Regions from separate parts of the Homo sapiens genome. Here region 1 is linked to region 2. Evidence: chromatin contacts called from ENCODE Hi-C or POLR2A ChIA-PET data. All regions are on one chromosome and are shown on one strand. The core of a region is the stretch at or near the end of the contact, and the rest is flanking DNA. Distances in the headings are between cores, read along the strand shown.

Region 1 (7,536 bases), core at 2,055-4,554, 120 kb after region 2:
CTGGGATGGTGTCCTAATAAAGACATGGCTCTCTCTCTCCTTGGGCTTTGACTTCCATTCTCTGGAATGGGAAATACAGGGAACTCAGTTTACCATAAGCCACATCCATTGGGGGAAGGGTATGCCTGGATCTATTTGGTTTGGAAAATAGGTTGTCATGTGTCTTTTTTTTTTTTCTGTTTATTTAGACATATGAGGAACTGAGACTAAGAAAGGTTAAACGAATTTCCCAAGGTGACAGTTTTAGGAAATAGTTCAGCTGACACTAAAGTTCTCTCATTCTTTATCCAATGTACTTTTCACTATAACTCTGTTTCACTTGGGCTTTAACTGTTATTTCTTTAAGAACTCTCAGATGATGCCTTTACATAGTATTAAAAGCTGTTACAAAAAATCCTTATTCTTTTCATTTCCCAGGGGCTTCTCTATTTTCCAATCCCAAAATTACCTTCTGCCCTCCATCCCAGTCTGTCACTGCTCGATCTTACTCTTAATGCATCAGTAGTTTGCTTTCTGATTGGGCTACTTTTATCTTTGGAATTTCGCAGTGTAATTTCATCATCATCATTCTTTCCCCTTGCCCTTGCCAACTTTAGGTGTATTGGTTTCTGTCCATTGTTTACTTTACATCATAAAAACCCAGACATTGGAAAAGTAAAGGAAGATTCAAAGAAATATTAAGCAGACCAAACCTAAATGATAAGCCTATAGTCCTATCTAAAATAATAATTTGTATCCCAAGACAATACTCTTTCAAATATGTGAAGACAATGGTCATTTTCCCCTTTGAGTCTTCTTTTCTCCAGGCCTTCCAGCCTTCCTAGGACTTACTGCCTCAGTCCTTCTAAAGCATTTTCATAAGCCCTAGTTTTGCTTTCTTTTTACTAATCTTGTGGGTGGGCTCCCTTTTTTTGTGTGGACAACTTGACCAACTAGCCACTACCAGCATGGAAAAAAAAGATGATATTTTCTCTTGCTCTGATCTTTATATTTCTATTAACAATGTCCAGTTTTATTCTCACTTTTTTCCTCAGTAATGTCACACTTTGTTTCTCTTTAGTTTAGCTGAAACAGTCAATGTATTTTTACCTTGTATCTTCCTTTAGCATTCTTGAGTTGTTTCACATTCCTGCTACATGACTAATATGATCACCATCCATTGTCTTGCTTTGTCCTATGGGATGTGCTCTTTATTACCACTACTGGTAAAATTTCCCTACTGTGACCTCTCTTCCACTTTCAGAGTTATGTAAGGATACTTGCTTACAAGCCTAGATGTGGTCCAATTGGCTATCTACGCTAATATAATCCTGCTTCACATTGAAGGCACAATATTTGCAAATTTGCTTTACGTCTATAGCTTGGAACTGACATATTCTTATTTTGGTTTTTTGGGAAGACATTTAGTTCTTCTTGGTCCTGTCTGAACACTATCAAAGAGAATTCCCTCCTTCCCCTACCCCATGACTTTCAGAAAGTTATTGTGACATTTCGACAGCTATAATGTTGATAGTATGTTTCCTTTATTTCCTCCTCTGACTTAGGTAGAACTCTATAGAGCACTGGAGACTCGTGAATCAATGGTGCAGTTATTCATTTTTCGCTAACTTTGACAACTGTCTTGTATGTTTCCCTTCCCCATTTGGCCCAGACCTAACCTGTGGCTGTCTTGCTGAATATGGGGACCTGGACGTTTCACAGGCTGACAGGGTGAGACAACACAAGCAAATGCAGCTGGCCTGATGGGGATGTTGTCAGATGCAGTCAACCCCACTGGAGGTATACTCACTCAGAGAGGCTGGTCCTGAGTGCTCCTCCCATCTGCCTCCCTGTCCCACGGTTGTGCCCTGGCTGCCCCACGCTGACAGTGGGGCTAGCCAAGCATGGCTGTTGTGAAGATCTCAAGACGATTCAGAGAAAAAGCCCAGACATCATTTTGCAGAGGATATTATACATACAGACTTGGAAGCATTTTGAGGAAAGGTGGATAAGGTCCAAGGCAATTTTTTTTAGCCCTACTTGAGGGTATGGGAGGGGTGAGTGGGAATGGGGGTGGGGCTGCAAATCCAGGGAAAAAATACTTGACGTGACTGACCATCTTGAGTGCAAATTGTTAACTATAAAAATCATGAGTGGTTGGCAGCTACTGTTTTTGTTTGCTTGTTTTTTGAGTCAGTCTTGCTCTTTTGCCCAGGCTGGAATGCAGTGGTGTGATCATAGCTGACATCAGCCTTAAACTCTGACTTATTTATTTATTTATTTTTAGAGATGAGATCTCACTATGTTGATCAGTCTGGTCTCAAACTCCTGGGTTCAATCTGTTCTCCCACCTCAGCTTCTCCAGGAACTGGGTGTATAGGCGCAAGCCACTCTGCCTGGGTCTTTTTTTTTAAGCCAATTTTTTCCCTCTGTAAAGATGTTCCTCTCACTTTTCACCAAACCTGGACTTCGTGGTTGCCACTTCTATGCATAGTGGAAGGGACAAATGTGAAGGGAATTAGTGTTTTCATATACTTAAGAGAGTGCCTATCTTTTATTGCATTATGAATATGGCATTTGGTCAGGGAAGGTGAGTCCCATAGACAGTCAAAAAAAATGTCCTGTAGGTACTGTTTCAGGTCCCAGGTGTTCTTCAGGCTGCCAAATATTAGCTTTCTTCAAGGCCCAGTCAAATTCCACCTTATTTTGGAAGCATCTGCTTATTAATTTACCCAGCAGAAATTATTCTCCCTCTGAGCTCGCCAGAGCATGCATATTGTCTGTGATGTCACTTACTTGGTAGATTTTGAAAGAGGCAGTTTGTTCTGCTCCTGTGTGCTTCCAGTCTTGAAGCTTACCTGACTACCTGTGTGGCCTTGGGGAAGTTAGCTAGCCTATCTGAATCCACATGCTCTCATCTCTCCAAGAAGGATGATAACATTGCCCCACTGTTGTAATCGTTGGGTGTTGCCATGATTCACTGTTACTATGTTAGTGCCATTGCTTCATAAGCTATGAGGAATTCCAGGAAAGTCAGTAATGATTATTATGATATCATATAATTTCTGAAGTGGAGGCATCTTTTTTTTTCCCAACCACACTGACAAGTACTTGAGATCAAGGATTAAACATTATGAATCTCTGCTTTCCTAACACTGTAATGCTATGAACATAGTAGAAAGTTAATAAATACTTACTGGGGGCCAGACGGGAGTCGTGATTCCCTTGAAAAATTACCAAAATGTTGACGTATCGTCACCAACCTCTTTCCAGAAAAAGAGTAAGCAGATTAAATGATGATTTATTTTGCAACATTGTAACTTTAAAGCCGTTGCACTGTGGAATTCGTGAGTCACAGCTTCTTGTCTACAGTATCAACTCTAAGAAGAGACTACAAAATAATGAGACCAGTTAAACAAACTTGCCAGAACTTTCCATATCTAAATGTTTCAAAATATTTACTTTAGGAGGCTTCTCAGTTATTTCAGAAGCCATTGCTCACCACAACCAAATCCTAGTACAATTCAAAATCAAAACAGACAAACAAAAAGCAATCATTGCTCTGCCCAAAACAATGTCTACCCATCCAAATTCTTCAGTCTTCCAATCAAGGCCCATCTCAAGCTGGCTTCAGCCCACTTTTCCTCTCTTACTATTCACTAAGCAGATTTAGCATGGTGAAGATAATGTTAGATTTGTAAGAAATGTAGGAGAAAACCTAGCTCTGTCTCTTATTTTTCTATGACCTTGGAAAAAGTGTCTCGTCTATTCTGAGTCTTAATTCTTATATCTGTGAATGAAGATACTGATGTTTTTCTGTCTCAGCATAAGGATTAAATAAGATGAAATACAATGTATGTAAAAGTGTCAGTTTGGGAAATATAGTAGGCTCCTAACAAGTGCTAGGTCCCTTTTTTGGCATTCTTTAGACAAATTCCTGATTTTCTCTGTACTCACTGATCTCAGTGTTGGAAATGTCCACCCAATGTCTCTCTTCCTACTTAACTTTTACAGACTAATTTAAGTTAGTTTTACTGGGCAAAACCTTTACTGTCCCCTCTGGCCAGAAAGGTCTCTTTTTCTCAACTTCTTTAGTACTTGTAAAACTAATCATGTATTTGCCCTTTGCTGATCCATATTATTAAGTAAAAAAAATTCTTTTCCTCCACAAGATTGCAAGTTATCTAGAAGACATGAATTTCTCATATATATTTATATTTCCTCTGCTCTGTAGGAAGGTGTCATGCCTATAGGGAGGCAGCTCATTGTAGGGGAAAGAACCAATGCTTTTGCATGAGACACACCAATTTCCAGCTACAAAGTGGACAAAATCCTTGAAAGATGATATATTCATATACACAGTCAGGTAGATGAATGTTTGATTTCTTCTGTTAAGTACATATGTGTCCATTAAGTATAGATACACATTTTTCTTTACGAGTATAGGTAAGATTGGATATAGGAAGTTGTGAGTAAATAAAGTTCTGGTGAAAGTCAAAACTGAGCCAAGAACAGGGATTACCAGGCAGCACCAGCAGCCCTTAAGAATAAGCAAGATGCTGTGTAAGATGATGGATCAGACAAAAATGCCAATAAAAGAATTGACTAAAAATTATCTTTTGCATCACTTGAGTAAATGTCATCCTTGGCTCCCTCCTGCTTCCACTCCCCATATTTAAATCCATTCCAAAAATATGTTCCAAATCTGTCTACTTTTTTCTGTTTCTACAGCTGCTACTCCACATGAAGCTACCACTCTCTATCATCAGGATTATTTTACAGTCTCTTACCTGGTCTCCCATTTCTGTCCATTTTTCCTTTCTTTACAGAAGAACCAGAATGACTCTTTAAAAACATAAATCAAATCATGTCATTACCTGCAAAAATATCTAATAGGTTCCATTTGAAATAGAATATTTTAATCCTGGCTTATACGTTTTTTAAAGCCAACCAACTTTTTACCAGAAGATGGTATTACACATGGATGACTGGCAGATATTTCTCTGGTAGAATAAGATTTGATGCTAGTGATTTGATATATGGCCAGGGGTCACAGTTCAGTCAATACTAATACTGCAATTTGTATTTAAAAAGAAATGATATTCTAGGCATTCAATATGGAGGAAATTTTTGTTTCAACATGGGCCATACCATGTATCTTTGTATTGATGCAGGAGTTTTTCTTGAACTCTTCATCAGACTTGCAATGGGAGTGCCCTGTTTACTCAGGCTGCCACACTCAACCTTTTGCAGGAGGAAATGCATTAGCTAGTGAGTGCAGGATCTGGCTGGCCATTTTGGGCACTAGCAGGAACAGGCTCAATGAGTGGCCCCATTTTAGTGCCCAGCTGGGGGTGCCTGCTACCCCTGAAACCCCAGAGGGTGTGTTACAGTAGTATCTTAGCTCCACCACCCATTGACAGCGTGTGTTATCAGCTCAGTAGGTCCCTTACCTCATCGTGTAGGGCAGCTGCCCTTTGCCAGTGAGGGCAAAGGGCCAATGTGACAGCCTTTTTTCTGTACCTGACTAGGTGAGTCCTGAGCTCTTGTCTGGCGTCTAAAAAGAATGAGGTCGCACGGACACTTGAGGGATGGTGGAGGTGGAGAATTTTATTTAGTCATGGTTAGGGCTGTCAGTGGAGAGGGGAGCTGGAGAGGGGATGGGACAGGCAGATAATCTTCCCTAAAGTCTGGCCATCCCCAGCCAGCCCTTCTCTGAAGTCCAGTCATCTGGACTTCATCTGAAGCCACCTCTCCTCCGGAGTCCAGTCATCCCTCTGAAGTCTAGTTGCCTCTCTGCAGTCAAGCAGCTTCTCTCCCTCTACCAATTGAATCTGGAGTCTTTATAGGCACAGGATAGGGAGCAGGACAGGCCATAGGCAGTTTTAGAAAAGGCACCATTCAATTGGAAAAAAGACATTATTCAGAAAGAACAAATTGGGAGAGAGCAGGCAAACAGGGATAGAAGTTTTTACATTGGGTTGTGGGTTTCAGGCTTTTCAGCTCGTAGGTGGGGTTTTGCCAGGACCTGCCGCTGTCTGCCTAGCATTTCTCTGCCTCCTGCCCCTATCAGTATAGAAATAGTGAACAAACCAGCATGATAAGTAGCCCTTGAACCTGGCTTTCTTGTCTTAAGTCTTCCTACTGTGTTCCAATGAAATACTCCATTGTGTCTATAAAAAGCAGCTGAGTTTTTGTTTACATGTCTAAAAACCAAGAACGAATAAATACTGCAGTGTAGTGAAAACTACAGGTCACTTTGTGTTATTTATTTTATCTGAGTTTTACCAAGCTTCCTGATAATTTCACAGAAGACTAAAAAATCCTGTGAAAGCTGAGACCTTTACATTTTCTGAACTTTTATAAAATGTCTTTATTTGGTTCTAAATGACCTCTGATAACATGCTCATGTCAGGAGTTGAGGTTCTATGTACATTCTACCCACCCCCTTCCCAAACACACTAAAAGTTCTTCTTTGATAAAAATTTATAGTTCTTGGAATTTCAGTGACCCACCATCCTACCAGATCACTTTCTTGGCTTTATTATCATGTATACTTAAAAGTGGCTCCTCTTGTAGCCACAAACTGCAACTTGGAATGTCAACATAATATTTTATGAATGCTTATTATAATAAACAATGACAGAAAAAATACAAGCACAGAGTTATATTCCAAGGATCACAGGATATAAATAAGCAACGTGCTTACAGAAGGAGAGAAAAATGGAAGTGCCATGTCTGGATATGAAAAGAAGAGAAGACTTCTTAATAAAATGTGATCATAAGGCAGAGTCACCAACTATATATTATTGAATGAATCCAACATACCCTAACTAACTGTGCATATCTTTTAAAGCAGTAAAATTAACAAGTTAAGTTTTAAAATAATGTAGACCTGTCACTGTCACTGTTGGAAATAGTCAAATAATCCTTTTTTTTTTCTTTTACAAAATACTTTTGCATAATTTGTTCTGTAAAGTAGACTAAATCATGTTAAAGAAAGTCATATCAATAAATATTTTGAGCTCCTACCATGTTTTCTGTTCTTGAGTAGGTAGTAAATAACAGAGGAATAAAAATATTTTATTTGCTTTTCAGGAGTTTGCTGCTTTCTAGAAGAGATAAGTCTATAAACAAGGCAGGATAGCATCAAATGCTAGAATTTTTGGAATAGACTTCAAATGCTCTAGCATTTTACATTTGTTGGGAGTAATATTTGAATAAAGCAGATGAAGCCCATTCAAGGTTTGGGCAAAATAATTAATGTAGGAAATATGTTGTCTGTGGAGTATATCAAGATGTACCTGTCCACCTCTCTTTTCAAGGAATGACATTATATGACCTACATGGCTGTGAGCTCAAGCTCCACAAATGATCACACAAATCCTTTCCAATATTCTATCTAAAAGTATTCTTCCTACAATATACTTGTATGGAAGATGCATGCAATGATTTGATAAATAAAATTATAGATGATTTTTATTCTCAGTGGCTTTTTAAAACAAGTCAAAAGAAAGTTATTTTCAGTCTAACTGCAGCAATTCTACTTACTGTAAC
Region 2 (7,025 bases), core at 764-3,263:
AATCATCTTTGTGTTTTCTTCTTGCTTCAATCATTTAGGAATTTAAACATTGTTTTTCCACATGACTCTTCTTGGAGAGTAGAATAGCTAACCCTACATATAGATAAGAGCCAGGGCAGGCTTGGACTTTCACCTCCATGTCCCAAGTGAGCCCTCCTCTTTTGTCTTTATGGTGGGTCAGTGCTGAATGGCAAAGCAGACAGAGCTGCCTCCAAGACAGCTCATCACTGGCAGGAAATCATTCTAGTTCCTGGCATTACACCTACACATTCTCTTTCATTGCCCATTTCTCCACTCCCAGTCATAACAGATGGGGGGCAGGGGGGCGGGTCCTTGTCCTATAGGCCTATTCAACTAGGAAGGTCTGGGGAGTGGAGACAGAGATGTGGAAAGAACTGTAAGAATGGTCCTCAGAGCTGCTTCACAGCTAGTGAGGCTGGATGAAGAGGTGGTCCGTGGTATTAAAGAAAATACGATCATCATCAGCTCAACAACCATCACTTACCCCCAGGTCTCATCACCAAATACAAAAATAGCACCTGTTTCTGTACCTTGCACTCTTTGTTGACACTTCTTCCTCGATTTATTTTCCTGTTAATTTTTCTGTACATGTTAAATACATTTAAATAAGTTCCACTAGCATAAGCATTAAAGCAAGATAAACTTCACTATTCAATTTGCTTTGGGCTATCAGAGATGTCAGTCAAGATTGTGCAAGTAGATGAAGAATGTGGAGATGGGCTTGGGTGGGTGTCACCTGAGGACTGGAAGAGGAAAGGGCAGGAGGAGAAATCAACACCCAGATCATCAATCAAACCCCCCATCTTTTAGGTCACAAGAGTCTCTCTTTCCCATTTTCTAAGAAGGATTTAGTGTGGAAGAGGCCATAAAAGTGTGTTTCTTTGGCATTCTTAAGTCTAAATAACCCGGTTGGGCTGAAAACCTCTGTCCAACACAGTTTCACTGTTAAGATGTGTGAGTGTCAAACCCACCACGGTGGCATGTGCCTGCAGTTTAGCTGCTTGATGCTGAGGTGGGAGGATGGCTTGAGGCTGGAGTTTGAGACAACACTATGCAACAAAGGAAGACTACATCTCAAAAAAAAAAAAAAAGTACGAGAGTCAAAACTACAGAGCCTCAGGTTTCCAGTTAATATGGAATGTGAGAATGAGACTTCCGCCCAATTCCCCAATTCCTCCCTCCTCAGTCTCTGTCGTTTGATTCTTTGGGTATGACAACTTAGCACGTAGAATAAGCTCACTTAATGTTAGTTAAATGGACTTATAAAATTCACAACATTGAGAATTTCGAGAAAATAGGGGCAACAAAAAGAGTAGGAAGGTAACCATGCAAAAAGCCTCCCCACCCTAACCAGCTCATGCACATACATAAAACACAAGAAAGTTAAACAAAATTTCATGATGTAGTTTGTAGTTTGTCTTGGTGAAAGAAATTAAATGATTTGCAATGAATTTCAACCCTTTGGCAGAATTAATGGACCTATTGCTGTGCAGACACTGCTGCTTGAAGGCAATGGAATTGGAAATTTCCATGCACCAGGGCTCCCTGGCCAGCAGATGGCGATGTTTCTTAGTTTTACAGGAAGATGCCAGGCCAGAGGCCGTTAGTTATGCAGGGCGTGTTTATCAGATGGCTGTTAAATCGGTTCAAAATCTGTAAAGGATGGCAGATCAGCTCTTATTTATTTATTTTTACTTAGAGTTGATGAATTCAGTAAAATTTCATGATGGGAGAATGAACGCTGTGCCTTTGTGTTGGGGATGGGAGCAGAGGACGACCAGTATCCAAAATGGTTGGGTAGCTGCGTTTTATCTCTCTCAGTTGCTTTTTAAAATGAGATTCTTCTCGCGCTGCCTTCTAGCAGCCTGGATTTAGTCAATGTGGGACCAAAGGGCACATTGGCAGCAGTTTTGTTCATTTTCTTTTACGTTTCTTTGTAAGTGGGCTTGTCTTCCCGGGTCAACCACTTGGCTCGCAGATCCTGGGGCAGAGGCAAAATCTGGGTGAGGCTGGGTCGGGAGCCAGGGCAGGGCTGCTCAGAGTTGAGGAATGGGAGGGAGGAGAGCTGCTTCTAGGCTCTTTCTCAGCCACGTGGGAGAATTGGAGATGGATCCACTTTCTCCTCCCTGAGCCCAGCAGCTATTGCACTGAGAGCCAGCATCCCTCTGGAAAGAGGCCGAACCATTTTAAGCAGAGGGAAAGAAATTTGTGGAGTAAATTGGTCTTAAAATACTGCCTGCTCTGTGTGCTGACCCATTAAGGGATATGGCACCACTTGGGATCCAGGATATTCAGTTTCTTGATTTGGAAGTGTCACTAGCCTACTGTGTGATGTTGGACTTGTTTTTTCATCTGTAATGTGAACACTTTGATAGAAATCTTACACCCATAGTTAAATTTGTATTCTTCTGAACTAGCAACTCTGGTGATACAGGAGAATTTTTAGATGACCAATTAAGACAGAATATTTAGGGGTGGGACCTTGGCGTGCACCTTTTTTAAACAAGCTGTCCAGTTGATGTAAATGTTCAGGTGGGCTTGAGAACTGTTGCTCTAACCAGGGGATCTCAAAGGGAAGTCTCAGGACAGCAGCATCAGCCTCACCTGAAACCTTTATTATTATGATTATTTTTGATGCAGAGCCTCGATCTGTCACCCAGGATGGAATGCAGTGGCGTGATCTTGGCTCACTGTAACCTCGGCCTCCCAGGTTCAAGCGACTCTCCTTCCTCAGCCTCCCAAGTAGCTGGGATTTCAGGCGCCCGCCACCACACCCGGCTAATTTTTGTATTTTCAGTAGAGACAGGGTTTCACCATGTTGGCCAGGCTGGTCTGGAACGCCTGACCTCAAGTGATCCGCCCCTCTCGGCCTCCCAAAGCGCTGGGATTACAGGTGTAAGCCACCACGTCTGGCCCAAAAGCTTTTCAGAAAAGCAAATTATTAGTTGCCCTAATCAGAATCAGAAATTCTGAGGGTGAGACCCCAAAATCTGTTTTAACAAGCACTCAAGGTGATTTGGATGCAAGCTAAAGCTTGAAACCTACTGTCGTGTTTGGAAGGATGAAACTTCCCCGTACCTTTTGCATAAATGGGGCTGGGGATTACTTCTGGGAATGGGATGTAAACCCGGTGTTATATGTCATTTCCTGGGCTAAACGTTTAGTTGTTCGTGTATGACCTTTCATTTTCTCATCTAGGTAAGTTGTGTGATTTTAAATAGAGAGAAATGCAGCATGCTGGAGCTTCTGCTAGTTTGGACCCCAGAGTTGCTACATTAACATCTTGTAAATGAAACAAAACAAAACAAAAATTTTTATGTTAAATGACTGAAATTTTGTGGCTGTTTGTTCTTGTATTATAGCTTATCCTATCCTGATGAATACAAGTATTAATGCTGTAGTTCTGATGATTTGGTTTGATTAGTGCTGATAAGAAGAGGAGGGACTTCCCCATCCCTCCTCAGTCACCAAACATCCATTTCACAGTTCTTCTAAGAATATATATTTAGGTTTAACATACTGGGATAATTTGAGAAAAGCTTCTATATCTGGTTGTGGGTTGCACGTGCCAAAAATGGGAATGGAATTGAAAAAATATTCAGTCTCATGTCCTGATGTATTCAAATATCTATATTTGGTATTATAGTGTTCAAATATTGGGGTCTGAGTTTGCATCCTTAAAAGTTCTTTCTATAGCTCTGGATTATTATGCTGATACTAAGAATTTGATATTGCTTCTTCCCATTGTAAGAGCTCAAATCTGGGAAGGCATTCTCCTTCTCTTTAGACCTTTCCTAAGTAGACTACTTTGTCTTTCTATGACAGAAACTGCACGTTTTGTGCTCCTTTACTGAGGCGAGTGTCCCTGGACTTGTCCTTTCCCCACCATTGCTTTTTCCTTTGTATATTTATAGCCATCACTCTATTAAGACTGCTTCACAGGGTGGCTACCTTTACTTCCTGTTTTATACTCATTAATAGAAACTTTCTCAGACCTCTGTTTTCATCATTTCTACCATTAATCTTTCTTGACTGTTATTGTTTTGTTTGTCAGACCCCATTACTGTTGTCATCAAAATAATCACCACCACCATCATTAATATTGTCAACATAGTCAACATTTATTGAAATTTTGCTACATCGTTAAGAGTCTGAACTATTGATCATTGATCAAGATATCATATATTTGACCGTCCTTTTGCCCCATCAGTTTGCTCTTCTGCTCTGCTTTGTAACTGTCTGTTACCTTTTCATACTTCTGCAACATGGAATTACTGCCCTGATCCAAGATCCTTTATGTATAGTTTTCTTATTCCTACCTTAGTTCATTTATTCAAAATTATAATGCTCTCTTTTGCTTCATTAAGATATGGCCCTTAGAATCCTGATTTATAAACAGCAAATGCCCAATTCTCATTCCTCTAGGGATCTCTTTGTGACTTATTCCATTTTTAAATTAGGAGAACTCAACAAAAGCTGCTGTTATATCTGCATGAGTTTTTCCCTCTGGAGTTGGTGTTGACGATCTCCCCAGAGCTGATTTGACTAGGTCATTAAGATGGATGAAATAACCATATTGACTGTTTAGTGAGCTGGTTATTTCAGTAATCTTAATGAGAGAATTAGATCGATCCCAAGGTACTCCAAATCCTTATTTGATGATTGACCTAGAAGCAATCAATTGCCCATGTTGCTCTATATGAATTCTCTGCTTCCGTCAACCAGTCTCACTCCCCACACACCCCCTAAACATGAACTCTACAATACACACACACAGGTACATACATAAGAAAACCCATGGGCAGATGCCTTATTGGAGATCAGGCTGGAACACACAAGTAAAAACGTGCAAGGGGATTTCATTTGTGTTTCCAAATGTTACTAGGACTCAGTGCAGGGAAGGCAAGAAGGGGGACTGGTGGCAGAGTCTAACCTTATCACATGATGCATGTGGTCACCGGGGCAGGGTGCTCAAAGCCTGTTTATGTGGATATTGAAGCAGAAGGGAAATATGAAGCTTTAAAATTTACAACACACTCTAATGTTTGTGCTGCTATAACAAAATATCACAGATGGGTAATTTATGAAGAACAGGGATTTATCTTTCACAGTCCGGAGGCTGGGGAGTCCAAGATCAAGGGGCCGGCCTTGGGGTCTGGTGAGGGACTGTTCCATCGATGGTAACTTCTCACTGTGGCGACCTCTCTTAGAGGAAGCTAGAAGAGAAACAAGGGGCAAACTCTCTCTGAAGCCTCTTTTATAAGGACCTTACATCTTAATACCACCACAGTGGGGATTAAGTTTCAACATTAATTTCGGAAGGGACATTACATTCAAACTCTCCATCCAACTCTTGTCTTTGGGAAGTTCATCTATAAGCTGGGAATTGTGACCCTAACCCTACCAACCATACAGGACTTTGTGCTTACTAAATAAGACCCAGATGGAAAGAAACTTTGAAAAGTATAAAGCATTGTAGGAATGAAGCATGATATACTCAAGACCTAATATCGGTCATCAAAAGGAATTCAAATGTGGGAGATAATTTGTCAGTATTGACTAACTTAAAAAATAATTGTTTTCTCTAATTTTTTTAGTAACTTTCTTGACTTCACTTACCCAGATAATAACCTCATATCTCACCCAAACATTTACTTTGCCTGTGTGCTTGCACTTTGAATTTCCCTCTAAATATAAGAAAAAAGAATTTGTGTGTCTGTGTGCACACATATGTGTCTCTGGTGGGCAGAATTTGGGAGTGTGTAGAATCTTGGAAGGGCCCAGGGGCTTCAACTGAATGATCCAATCTGGCTTTGAAGCCACTTATAGGACTCAAAGCTCTAGACTGTCCTGCTGAGACTCACACAGAGCAAGAAGGAGGGGTGAGAAATGTCCATAAGTATTTTCACTCAAACCATGATGCAGGAAAGAAATGCCACAGACTATCAAAGAAACAACTATTGATGTCTCCTGTTTCTGAAGCGCTACAGATTTTAACGTACTAAAATGTAAGTTTGGTGTTTTTTCATTATCTTATGTAGTTGTCTTGCTTATAAGTGGGTTTGTCCTGTTTCTCCAACTCTGTTTTAATGTTTTGTTGTTGTTTTTGTTTTTTTTTTTTAACCAAAAATGCTATCCTGTGTTCCCTAGAACCTGTCATTTAGGACACCCATCATGTCTTTTTTTTTTTCTCCCAAAAACAAACTTGTCCCTAAATAATTCAGTTAATCTTAATGCATTTGCTTTTACACAACTGAGCTCTACCATGGTTTAATTAAACTACCTCATGGTGTAACACTAGACAGATCTGTGAATTAAGATGACAGAACAGAAGGAAACCTTGGGGGTTATCAAATGTAAAACCTTTATTTCACTCATGAGGAAGCTGCAATCTAGAAATCTGGACTCCTCAAAATTTATACATATTTCTACCTTGACAGAGCTTAGAAAAGAATCAGGTCCCTTGATCCCAGCCCAGGGCTCCCTCCACTATACCATTTACTCTCAGCTCTCATTCTGACATAAACCTGCTGTGTGGCCTCAGGCATTTCATGTGACCTCTCTTTGCCTTAGCTTTCTTGTTTTAAAAAAATGAGGCTAATATAAATGTCAGTCTTTCTGTCTCAGATGTGCTTTGTGTATCAGAGGAGACGAGACATGTGAATTCACATTTATGTGACTAGACCTAAAATCACTTTGAAATAAGAAATTCTATCCAAAAGTAATAAAGTATATTGTTCTATTGAGATAGTCATGGACCAGGCTTATGTGGAATCAATACTAGTTTATGATAATAATATTGATAATGTGCACAGATGTCAGAGTGTATGTGATACTGGTACTAGCAAAGTGAGGAATACAGCTTTAAAACTGGAATGTGAGGACAGAGGAAAAAAAACTGAATACAAACCTAAACACCTCAAAATGACTCTCCATAGACCCAAGGAATATGAGAGTTAAGGAGATTCCATTACAAGGAAGTAGAGGGGCTTGTAAAACAATAG

What was found. A loop is a pair of places that touch in the nucleus more often than their neighbours do. ChIA-PET counts read pairs that join two places held with the same protein, here RNA polymerase II (POLR2A).
Region 1: a loop to region 2 is called in a map of mammary epithelial cell, with 2.3 times the contacts of the local background. The contact joins two enhancer-like sites. A Hi-C loop is called at or near these places in 1 of 168 maps with a recorded cell type or tissue (mammary epithelial cell). POLR2A ChIA-PET finds 5 or more read pairs at or near these places in 2 of 52 experiments (GM12878 and WTC11).

What each region holds. Positions count from the first base shown.
Region 1 is chr18:42,411,932-42,419,467 of GRCh38, forward strand. The region is part of intron 4 of LINC00907 (long intergenic non-protein coding RNA 907); the gene reads left to right. Among named protein-coding and RNA genes, the nearest start is that of LINC00907, 230 kb to the left of the region's middle. Within about 2 kb of position 3,305, at least 2 of the 41 ENCODE cell types and tissues checked have a DNase peak (open chromatin) inside an H3K27ac peak, as active enhancers do.
Region 2 is chr18:42,297,363-42,304,387 of GRCh38, forward strand. All of the region lies in intron 3 of LINC00907 (long intergenic non-protein coding RNA 907), which reads left to right. Among named protein-coding and RNA genes, the nearest start is that of LINC00907, 110 kb to the left of the region's middle. Within about 2 kb of position 2,014, at least 6 of the 41 ENCODE cell types and tissues checked have a DNase peak (open chromatin) inside an H3K27ac peak, as active enhancers do.